2 separate regions of the Homo sapiens genome follow, and region 2 is linked to region 1. A link is an interaction called in ENCODE POLR2A ChIA-PET data of the cell type or tissue named here. Cell type or tissue: OCI-LY7. All regions are shown on one strand. Links, peaks and the distances in the headings refer to the core of each region. The heading gives the core; the rest is flanking DNA.

What was found. Peaks named below come from ENCODE experiments on the same cell type or tissue, not always from the same donor. Only the 100,000 strongest peaks of a DNase experiment are listed, where the experiment ranks them.
Region 2: POLR2A ChIA-PET joins it to region 1 with 9 read pairs; 2 of 35 experiments call an interaction of 5 or more read pairs at or near these places.

Annotation. Positions count from the first base shown.
Region 1 is chr4:78,753,783-78,759,177 of GRCh38, forward strand. No RefSeq gene overlaps it. Among named protein-coding and RNA genes, the nearest start is that of BMP2K-DT, 19 kb to the right of the region's middle. In OCI-LY7, for the core only: no CTCF peak of the experiment used is centred there; no DNase peak of the experiment used is centred there.
Region 2 is chr4:77,909,486-77,914,880 of GRCh38, forward strand. All of the region lies in intron 7 of MRPL1 (mitochondrial ribosomal protein L1), which reads left to right. Among named protein-coding and RNA genes, the nearest start is that of MRPL1, 49 kb to the left of the region's middle. In OCI-LY7, for the core only: no CTCF peak of the experiment used is centred there; a DNase peak (open chromatin) is centred at 2,816; H3K27ac peaks cover 781 bases.

The sequences.
Region 1 (5,395 bases), core at 199-5,198:
AAGGAGTAAGATGCCACTACAGTGGAGGATTCTTGAAGCTCTATACAGAAGTGGTGCACCATAGAGGGCCACAAACCTGAATACAGAACTCCCATTGCAGTGTGGCAGGGGCGGGGGGTTTACAGCCATTTCAGGAGACCCTAAAACAGATCAGGCAGATTTTGATGTGGGTTACAGGATTACCCTCTAGCCAGGAAGCTAGACTCATTTCTTCATTTGTCCAGCAATAATATATTAAGCTAAGCACCTATTTTTGTGAAACTAGAAAGGGTAGAATCCCGTAGTTTGAGGACCACTTCACAGAGGAATTAGGATTGCTGGAGATGACCAGCACTAAGTATGGGGCCAAGGGACTCTTCACTTAACCCCTGTCCCATACTTCACTCATGCCCTCAAATGGAAATGACCTATTTGACATTATCATTCATCAAATATTTTTTAGATCTACTGTGTAGAAGACATCAAGGCCAACGCTGTTGGACTGTTTATTAATCCATAAAAATGAGATCTATTTTAAATCAATAAACAACGATCTTAATTTTCTTTTGGCCTCAAGTACATAACACAGTGCCTAGCCCATAGTGGACATTTTAGAGATGTTCATTACATTGAAAAGAAAATAATTCCTATGATGAGAAGTATGTTACCTTGGGCTTTGTTTGGTTGGATGCAATTCATGGCTTGATATTTTCTCACCTGCAATGTTTTTGAACCAGTGAATAGTAATACTAAATAGCAATATAATAACAATTGATTTATTTTACTTTTAAGCCAGGAAAATTTGCTCACTCAGGTAGAGAAATTCAGTCATCCAGTCCACTGAGTATTCACTTACTTTAATGCCAAAATTTCAGCTCCTGTTGAAGTATTCATCAACAGTGCTGATTTGAAGCTTTTCTAAAATTGACTTTTACAGTTTTTGCCTTGCATCTCATCTTTCCCTGCTTGTAAGATCCATGTTATAATTGCATATTCCCTAGGAATATCTGTGAAAAGGGATATTGCTATACACCTACAATTACTATTACTCTCACTGTCCATGATTCAATATGCAGATGTGTTAAAATCAGTTGTTTACTGAAAGCAATAGAGTACATTTTTTAAACATGTGATTTAAACATTCAAATTTAAGACTACTGTAATAACATACATTCTCACTCATCGATTTTTTTGAGCTGATCTTTCTGAGAGAAAATAAGGAGGATTACAGCCAGATACCAGCAATTACACATAGCACACAAGAAGTCTCACTGGTTTACCTATGGAAGTGTGTGACACATATGAATGTCATCAGTCACATGCATCACAGTGAAGGAAAACTTGCAAATTCCTGTTCTATACTCATTCTCTTTTACTGTGAATTATAATCTTCTTTGGAAAATTTATATTTAATTCTGCTACAGTATGATTGTTCATCATTAGAAGTAAGACAATCGTCTTCTTGATCACACTAATAATGTACCTGACCGCCTTCATTCCACAGTCCTTTTTGCTGCAGTTTTTTTCCTGTAGCACTTATCTCCATCTGACATTCTCTATATTTTAATTATCAGTATATATCTTCCTTCTAGAATGTATACACTCCATGAAGATAGGGAGATTTGTCTTGTTTTCTACTGTTTTCCCAATAGTGCATGGCACATAATTGGCACTCAATAAATCTTTGTTGAATAAAGGAATAAGTAGTATGATAAGACTTGTTTTACTGAGCAACTCTTATGAAGAAACTAGTGATTTTTTCTATTTAGACTGCCAATTGTTTATTAAAACAAAATTTGGATGATAAGTGAAGTAGAAACCTCTAACAATCAAAACCACGAGTAAATCCAAAAGTGAAAATGGGTACCAGTGGGAGAGAAACAATCTAATATCATGGTTCTGTGCTCTGCTTGACAAATTACAGATAAATACAACTAAGTTGAATCTGTTTTTAATTGGCAGCTAGAAGTGAAAGGATTTTTAAAAGTCCTACTTTATTACATTAAAAAATAAACCAAAATCCTAAACTTGAATAATTCTAATGCTTAACGTGGACTGGCTCATGAGACGTATTTGTTTATTTACTTTTAATTAAACTTTTAATTTTGAGATAATTCTGATTCACATGCAGTTGTAAGAAATAATACAGAGGCTGATTGCAGTGGTTCACACCTGCAATTCCTCTACTTTGGGAGGCTGAGGCAGGAGGATAGCTTTAGCTCAGGAATTTGAAACAAGCCTGGGCAACATAGAGAGACCCTGTCCTTGCAAAAAAGTAAAAGATTAGCTGGACATGGATCACTTGGGTCCTGGAGTTCAAGGCTGCAGTAAGCCATGATGACACCACTGCACTCTAGCCTGGGCAAAAGAGTGAGACCCTGTCTCAAAAAAAAAAAAAAAAAAGAAAGAAAGAAATAGAAAAAAAGAAACAATACAGAGGGAACCCCTCCAACAATAAGATATTGCAAAATTATTGTACAGTATTACTGCCAGAGAATCCACACTGACATAAGTGAACATATAGCATATTTCTGAAACCACAAGGATCTCTCATGTTGCCCTTTTGCAGCTAACCTATTTCCCTCTTTCCCCCAATACCTCCTTAATTCCTGGGAACCACTAGTATGTTCTCCATTTCTATAGTTTCGTCATCGCAAAAAATGTTATATAAATGAAACCGTACAGCATGTAACCTTTTGGGATTGGCTTTTTCACTCAGAATAATTCTCTGGAGATTCATATAAGTTGTGGAGTGTATCACTACTTTCTTCCTTTTTATTAAATAGTGTCCAATAGTATGGATCTGCTATAATTTGTTTAACCTTCACCTGTTAAAGGACATCTGGTTGTTTTTGTTTTTGGCCATTATGAATAAAGCTACTATAAATAAATATTCATGCACAGTTTTTTTCTGTGAGCTTAGACTTCCTTTCTTTGGGATGAGTGCTCAGGGTTACAATTGCTGGGTTGTATGGTAATTGCACATTTAGTTTCTAAAGACACTGTCAAACTGTTTTGCAGAGTGGTTATACATTCCCACCAGGAATGTACAAATAATTCACTTTCTGCATTCTTGCCAGCTTTTGGTGTTGTCACTTTTTTTCTTCTGATAAGTGTGTATTACTATTGCATTGTGGTTTAAATGCATCTTTTTGTGATGGTTAATGATACTGAACATCTTTTCATTTGCTTTCTTATGCCCTTCTGGTGAAATGTCTGTTCATATATTTCGGCCATTTTGCAATTGGACTGTCAGTTTTTTTACTATTGAATTTTGTAAGTTCTTTATATATTCCAGATGCTAGTTCCTTGTTGAGTATGTGGTTTGCAAATATTTTCTTTCAGTTCACTGATTATTTCCTCTGTCCTCTACATTCTACTGTTGAGCCCATCTACTGAGTTTTTTATTTTGGTTATTGTATTTCTCCCACAATTTTCTAAATTAACCAATTGGTTCTTCTTGGTGTCTTCTATTTAATTTCTGAGGTTTTCTATTTTTACATTTGTTTCAAGTGTGTTATAATTGCTCATTGAAGCTTTTATTTTTAAAAAATCACGGCTGCTTTGAAATCTCTGTTAGGTTATTCTAACATCTCTGTTATCTCAGCATTGACATCTATTGATTGCCTTTTTTTTCATTTGAGTTTGAGATTCATTTATTCAATTGAGGCTCATTTATTATGGAATACCTGAAATAAAAATATCAGTCTGAAATATTCCTCCTTTATATGAGTAGGAATTTTTGAAGAAAACCTGAATATTTTTGCATTACGAGATTCTGGATCTTATTTTAATTTTATCTTCTAACTGGCTTTATCTGATACCACCCTGGCAGGAGAAGTGTGGGCACCACCTCCTTACAGCCAGGCAGGGGTAGAAGTCAACATTTCCTACTTTGTTTCCATTGTCCTCTGATGGGGGCAGGCTCCTCATGAATGCTGGTGGAGTAGAAGTCCCATCTCCCCACATGGTCTCCACTGGCATCACAGGTGGGTGGCCTCATTACTGCTGAGTGGTCATAAAAGGCCTGACTTTCCACTAGACTTTCTCAGATATGACCTCAGTGGGGATGGGAAGGGATGTCTTGTTACTGCAAGGAGAGGATGGAAATCCAGGCCCCACATGTGGTCCCCATTGATACTAAACGGGGATAGAGCACTCCTTACAGAAAAGTGGGGATGAAAGACCTGGTTTCTATTGGAACTTCTATAGGTCCTTGGAAAATCTGACTGTATCCTTATAACCTTACAAAAATGGAAGTCCAGGGTCCCCACTTAAGCTTTTACTGATATGGGTGGGGATGGGGGTCACAGTTTGACTGAAGTACAGCAATCAGTGTCAAAAATTTTTGCCTTACGAGGGTACCTATTTCCTGGTCCTTTGGCTAGAGAAAGTAAGCTTTTTTGGTCTTGGCCATTGTCATCCTAGGTTGCTTGCTTCTTCAGCTTTAAGTCTAGAATATATAAGGAGAAAAAAAAAACAAAAACTAAAATCCAGTAAACTCACTGCTATGTTGTTCCATGGGTCCAAAGGTCCCTAGCAGGTCTGCCCTCTCTCCACCTTTCAGAGTCTTCTTATGTTTGTTTTATATATAATGTTCAGGGGAAAATAAGGAAACAGCAATAGAAAAAAGCACCTCTGCTTTGTCTTCCTAGATATAGAAGCTCCTGTAATATATTTTATTCCTTACAAATGTTAAATAACTAGATAGTTATTACTGAACCTTCTGAAAGAACAATATCTAGATCTGTGTTGTCCAATGGGTAGAACTGGTAACTATATGGGAGTATTTACATTTAAATTTATTAAAGTTGAACATGAACTCCCATTCACAATTGCTCCAAAGAGAATAAAATAGCTAGGAATCCAACTTACAAGGGACCTGAAGGACCTCTTCAAGGAGAACTACAAACCACTGCTCAATGAAATAAAAGAGGATACAAACAAATGGAAGAACATTCCATGCTCATGGGTAGGAAGAATCAATATCGTGAAAATGGCCATACTGCCCAAGGTAATTTATAGATTCAATGCCATCCCCATCAAGCTACCAATGACATTCTTCACAGAATTGGAAAAAAACACTTCAAAGTTCATATGGAACCAAAAAAGAGCCCGCATCGCCAAGTCAATCCTAAGCCAAAAGAACAAAGCTGGAGGCATCACGCTACCTGACTTCAAACTATACTACAAGGCCACAGTAACCAAAACAGCATGGTACTGGTACCAAAACAGAGATATAGACCAATGGAACAGAACAGAGCCCTCAGAAATAATGCCACATATCTACAACTATCTGATCTTTGACAAACCTGACAAAAACAAGAAATGCGGAAAGGATTCCCTATTTAATAAATGGTACTGGGAAAACTGGCTAGCCATATGTAGAAAGCTGAAACTGGATCCCTTCCTTACA
Region 2 (5,395 bases), core at 323-5,322, 840 kb before region 1:
ATTAAGAATGGCATTAAACATACGCATAGATACTTTTTTTATTCTATAAATTAAACTCATAAATTTTAATGGTACTTGAGAATTTCTTCCAGAGTTATGTGCTACTCTCACATTTACTTGTACTTTGCCTTATTTATCTGTTGTATGTATACACTTTTGTATTTATGTATTATATTTTAAGCTTATTGAGAATAGGGTTTAGATTTTGTATGTCCCCCTAATCAAGATTGCATAATGCTGAGCACATAGTAGGTGTTCAATACTACTTTAGTGGAATTGAGTAATTTGCTTTATTTTAATGAATTATGTCCAATTTTCTCTGCTAGTGTTTTTAAAATTGTTTGCCTGCTTTTAGAAGATGCTGGAAATCAGTTTCCAAAGCCATTTTTAGGATACTAATGTAGATATGCCACATTTCTAGGACTGTGTTTTAAAATATATTGTCATTACAAACATTAAAGTTATTTATACTAAAGAATCTCTAAAGTGCCTATCCAACATATGTAATTTTTTTCTTGTTCATTTACTATAGGAATAACAGTAATTGATAAATTGATAGCAAAATTTAAACAGGACCTACCAAGTGTCAGTTGCTATTCTAAACAATTTTTGTATATTCTGTCTTTTAATTGTTAGCCATATGAGAGGTAAAATGATCACCCCTGTCTTATAGATGAAGGCATGCAAGCCCAGAGAAGTTAAGTAACTTTTCCAAGGTCTCACAGCTACTATGAGGCAGAATAAGCATTTGAACTTTGGCAGTTTCCTCAAGTCCAGGCTCTTTATCCCTATACCATCTTGCCTCATGACTGGAATTATTTGAATAGCTATTATTCTTTCTCTTTGCCTTCCCATCTTACTCTTAAGGGGAATTCTGCATTATAGCTAGTAGTCCAAGCTCATTGAGCTGTGCCCACTGCAGGTCATCAGAAATATAGAAAAAGCTGAGTGACACAGCCTAGGCAACGTGGTGAAACCCCATCTCTATAAAAAATACAAAAAAATTAGTTGAGTGTGGTGGCATGCACCTGTAGTCTAGCTACTTGGGAGGCTGAGGCGATCCCTGGGATCACCAAGGTTGCAGAGTGAGACCCTGTCTCAAAGAAAACAAACCAAACCAGAAAGTAAAGAAAAAGCTGGGTGCTATGTTGCCCAGGCTGGCCTCAAACTCCTATGCTGAAATAATCCTCCCTTAGCCTTCTGGGTAGATGGGACTACAGATGTATGCCACCATGCTAGGCTTCTCAGCTAGTTTTATGGTCAAAAAACAAAAAAACTTGCTTTAGAAATGGAGCAAAGCAGGTTTAATCTAGTTGGGGAAACCCCAGCTTGCCATCATTATCATCAAAGCTCAGCTCCAATTTATTTGGCACTGAGCTCTGCTCCAGTCTAATGTTGGAATTTCCTTGTTCCCCAAAAGGCCTTTGACAGTACTTCTTGTTTCTTAGGGTTGACAACATTGTAATTGAAAAACCAAACAAATGAAACATAAAATACAAATTTTAAGAGTCTATTCTGAAGTTGTAGAGACTTGAGTTTGAATACCTACCTTTTCAGCTACTTCAGAGATGGCAGATTTTAAGGAAGTTTCTTAATGTTGTTGTGTCTCAAATTTCCTCATCTATAAAATGTGTATAATAGTACTTCTTTCACTATGTGGTTTTGAAGATTACATAAAATTTTAAAATGGTAACATCTATTGTTATTGTTTTGGTTGGCCTTTTGGGACTGTGGAATATCCTTATAAGGCTCTTTTTAGCTGGATTAAATCTGTCTTAAGTAATGTTTTCAGTATATTTAGTAGTTAATAGTTTATGTAGATCCTGACTCAGAATATAAGAAACCATGACATCGCATTCATTTCTTTCAACAAATACCATAGTGATTAAGACATAGGTCTTAATCACTAAGTAGTAGATCACTAAGTAGTAGATCAGAGGAGATATAATTTCTTAATGAAAAAGAAATTATGTGTTTAAAGAGTTTTTTTTTGAACACTTAGTATTGCAGTATAGAAGGATGTTGAGAGTGGGTTTTAGATTCCTGTTGTCTTGATTCAAACCCTTGTTCCAGCTAGAAAGAGCTGTACCCCCTTGCTCTCTGAGCCTCAATTTTTCCCCATTTCCCATTTCTCCTGTATATAAAATCATGGTAATAATATGTACCTTCTAAGCTAGGAAGGAATAGATGAGATAATAACATAATAACCATTTAGCAGAGTACTTCTGGATAAGGGGGAGTAACAGGGACCTAATTTATCCTCCTACCTAAAACAGTCAGCATTATTTGATACCAAAACCAGACAAAGAAAACCACAATGCAGTATCATTCGTGAACATAGATGTAACAATTGCAAACTAAATTTTAGCAAATAGAATCCAGCAATATATAAAAAGGGTAACATATCATGCTCAAGTAGGGTTTATTCTAGGAATGCAAGGTTAGTTTAACATTCAACAATTAATCATTACAGTTCACCATATTAAGAAAGTAAAAAACAAAAGCCATATGAGCATTGCAGTGGATGCAGAGAAAGCATCTGACAGAATCCAACATCTGTTTCTGATTAAAAAGTCTCAGCAAACTAGGAATAGAAGTCCATGTCCTTAACCTGAAAAGAGTGTCTAAGAAAAGTCAAAGCTGACATCATATTTAGTGGTGAAACACTGAATGTTGCATTTCTCCTAAGATCAGGAACAAGACAAGGACATCCGTCTCACCACTGCTTCTTTTCAACATTGATCTGGGGCTTCTAGTTAGCGCAATCAGGCAAGAAACAGAAATAAAAAGTCAACTAGATTAGAAAGGAAGAAGTGAAACTGTCATTATTCACAGATTACATGTTCTAGCTACTAGAACAACGAAGTGAGTTAACTAAGGTTGAAGGTAGAAGCTCAATGTACAAAAATGTTTCTGTATAACAGCAAGGAACAATTAGAAATTGAAATGAAAAAGCAACAAATGCCATTTGTAGTAATAGCAAATATATTAAATACTTAGGGGTAAATCTGACAAAGATGTGGAAGATCCATACACCGAAAACTTTAAAACATGGTTAAGAAAAATAAAAAATCTAAATAAATGGTGACTATATACCTTGTTTATGGATCAGTAGACTCAATATTGTTAAAAATATCAATTTTCCCCAAGGTAATCTATAGATTCATAGCATTCTCAAAGTACCAGTCAACAGTTTTGTAGAAACTGACTAGCTGATTCTAAAATTCATAGAAAAATGCAAAGTATCTAGAATAGCTAAGACAACTTTTTTGAAAAAGAACAAAGTTGGAAGTCTACCTGATTTCAAGATTTATAAAGCTGCAGTAATTAAGACAATGTGGTATTGACATCAAAAGAAAACAGTTAATGGAATAGAATAGAGAGTCCAGAAAGAAAGACAAAACATGCATATATGGACAACTGATTTTCCACAAGGTACAATGGCATTTTTTCTGGAGAAAGGATAGTTCTTTCAACAAACAGTACTGGAACAGTTGGATGTCTATATGTCATAAAATGAAATTCAACCAATACTTCAAGACATATATAATAATTAAGTAAAAATGAATCAAAGACCTAAATGTAAAGCCTAAAATTATAAAACTTTGAGAAGAAAAAGTTGGGTTAGGGGATGTTTCTTAGATAAGACATGAAAAGCATGATCCATAAAAGAAGAAATTGATAAATCACCCTATAAAAATTAAAAGCTTCTACTCTTTAAAAGACACTGTTAAGAGAAAGAAAAGACAAATTACAGACTGGGAAAAATATTTGAAAATCATGTATCTGATAAATTCAAAATATATAAAGAACTGTCAAAAACTCAATAATAAAACTACCCAATTTTAAAAATCAGAAAACATGAACACACCTCACTATGGAGATATATAGATGACAAACACATGGAAAGATGCTCAGCATCTTTAATCTTTAGGAAATGTAAATGAAAACCACAATGGGATAACACACATCTATTTGGAATGAATAAAGTTAAAAAGACTGGCCATACCAACTGCTGTAAGGATGCGGTGGGACTTGAGCACTCTTACAGCGTTTGTGGGTATGTTAAATGATGCAACCTCTTTGGCAAACAATTTGGCAGTTTCTTAAAGTTGCACATCCGCCTACTATATGATCCTGCTATTCCACTTTTAGATACTTAGGAGAAATGAAAACATGTGTCCATACAAAGACCTGTAAGCAAGGGTTCATATCAGATTTATCTGTGATAGCCCCAAACTGGAAAATTTCCAAATGTTCACTGCAGGTGAATATAAAAAAAATTCTTCAGTAATAAAAAGAAATAAAGTTGATACATTCTACCATACTGATGGATTTCAAAATAATTTTGCTGAGTGAAAGAAGTTAGAAAAAAGGGAGCACATCCTGTATGATTCTTTTTGTATAAAATTCTGGCAAATGCAAACTAATGTATGATGACAGAAAGCAGACCAGTGGTTGCCTTGGGGTCAGAGGTGGGTGAAGAGGGGCAGGAAGGAAGAATTACAAAGGCACACAGTAAATTTTGGAAGTGATTGTTATGTTATTCTGACTGGTGATTGTTGCATGTGTGTATACATAAGTCAAAGCTTAGTGAATTGTAGGCATTAAGAATGTGGAGGATATCCAATGGAATACTATGTAGCAATAAAAAAGAATAAACTAAGGATACATGGTACAACATGGATAAACCTCAAGAATATTATGCTCAGGGAAAGAAGCCAGACACAGAAACTACTTGCTGTATGATACCATTTATATGCAATATTCAGAAAAAGCAAAAGTATAAAGACAAAAAGTAGATTAGTAGTTGCATAGGAGGGGTGGGAGGAAACAGGTATTAATGCTAAGTGTGCATGGTCATATTGGGGTGATAATGTTTTCAAACTGATTTATGGTGATGGTTGCACAACTCGATCAACCTACTAAGAAACATTGAATTTTACATCAGAAAATGGTAAATAATATATGCAAAGTATGCCTCTATAACATTAATTAAAAACGTGCAGTATGTCAAGTTTTAGAAAAGTAAAACAAGGTTTTAGTTTTACAAAGTAGTAAAAAACTGTACCATTGTATTATGCAAAATAATTGTTTCGTAAATTTTATTATTAGAATTATCTTATAGTTAAAAATTTAGAAATGATTTTACAGCAATTTAATGAGGTTTCCTTGAGTGAAATTATTCTTATTATGCAGTTGAAAATATTGAAGATGTGGTATTTGTGTGTGTGTGTGTGTGTGTCTGTAGCCAATATGTTATGACAAATTGATATAGAATGAGTGCAGCAGATAAAAGGGCACTGACGGTATGACGGTATCACATGCCTATTAAGCGTCCTTATTTTGGATAAAAGGAAGATATCTAGAACAGGGGTCAATAAATGACAACCAG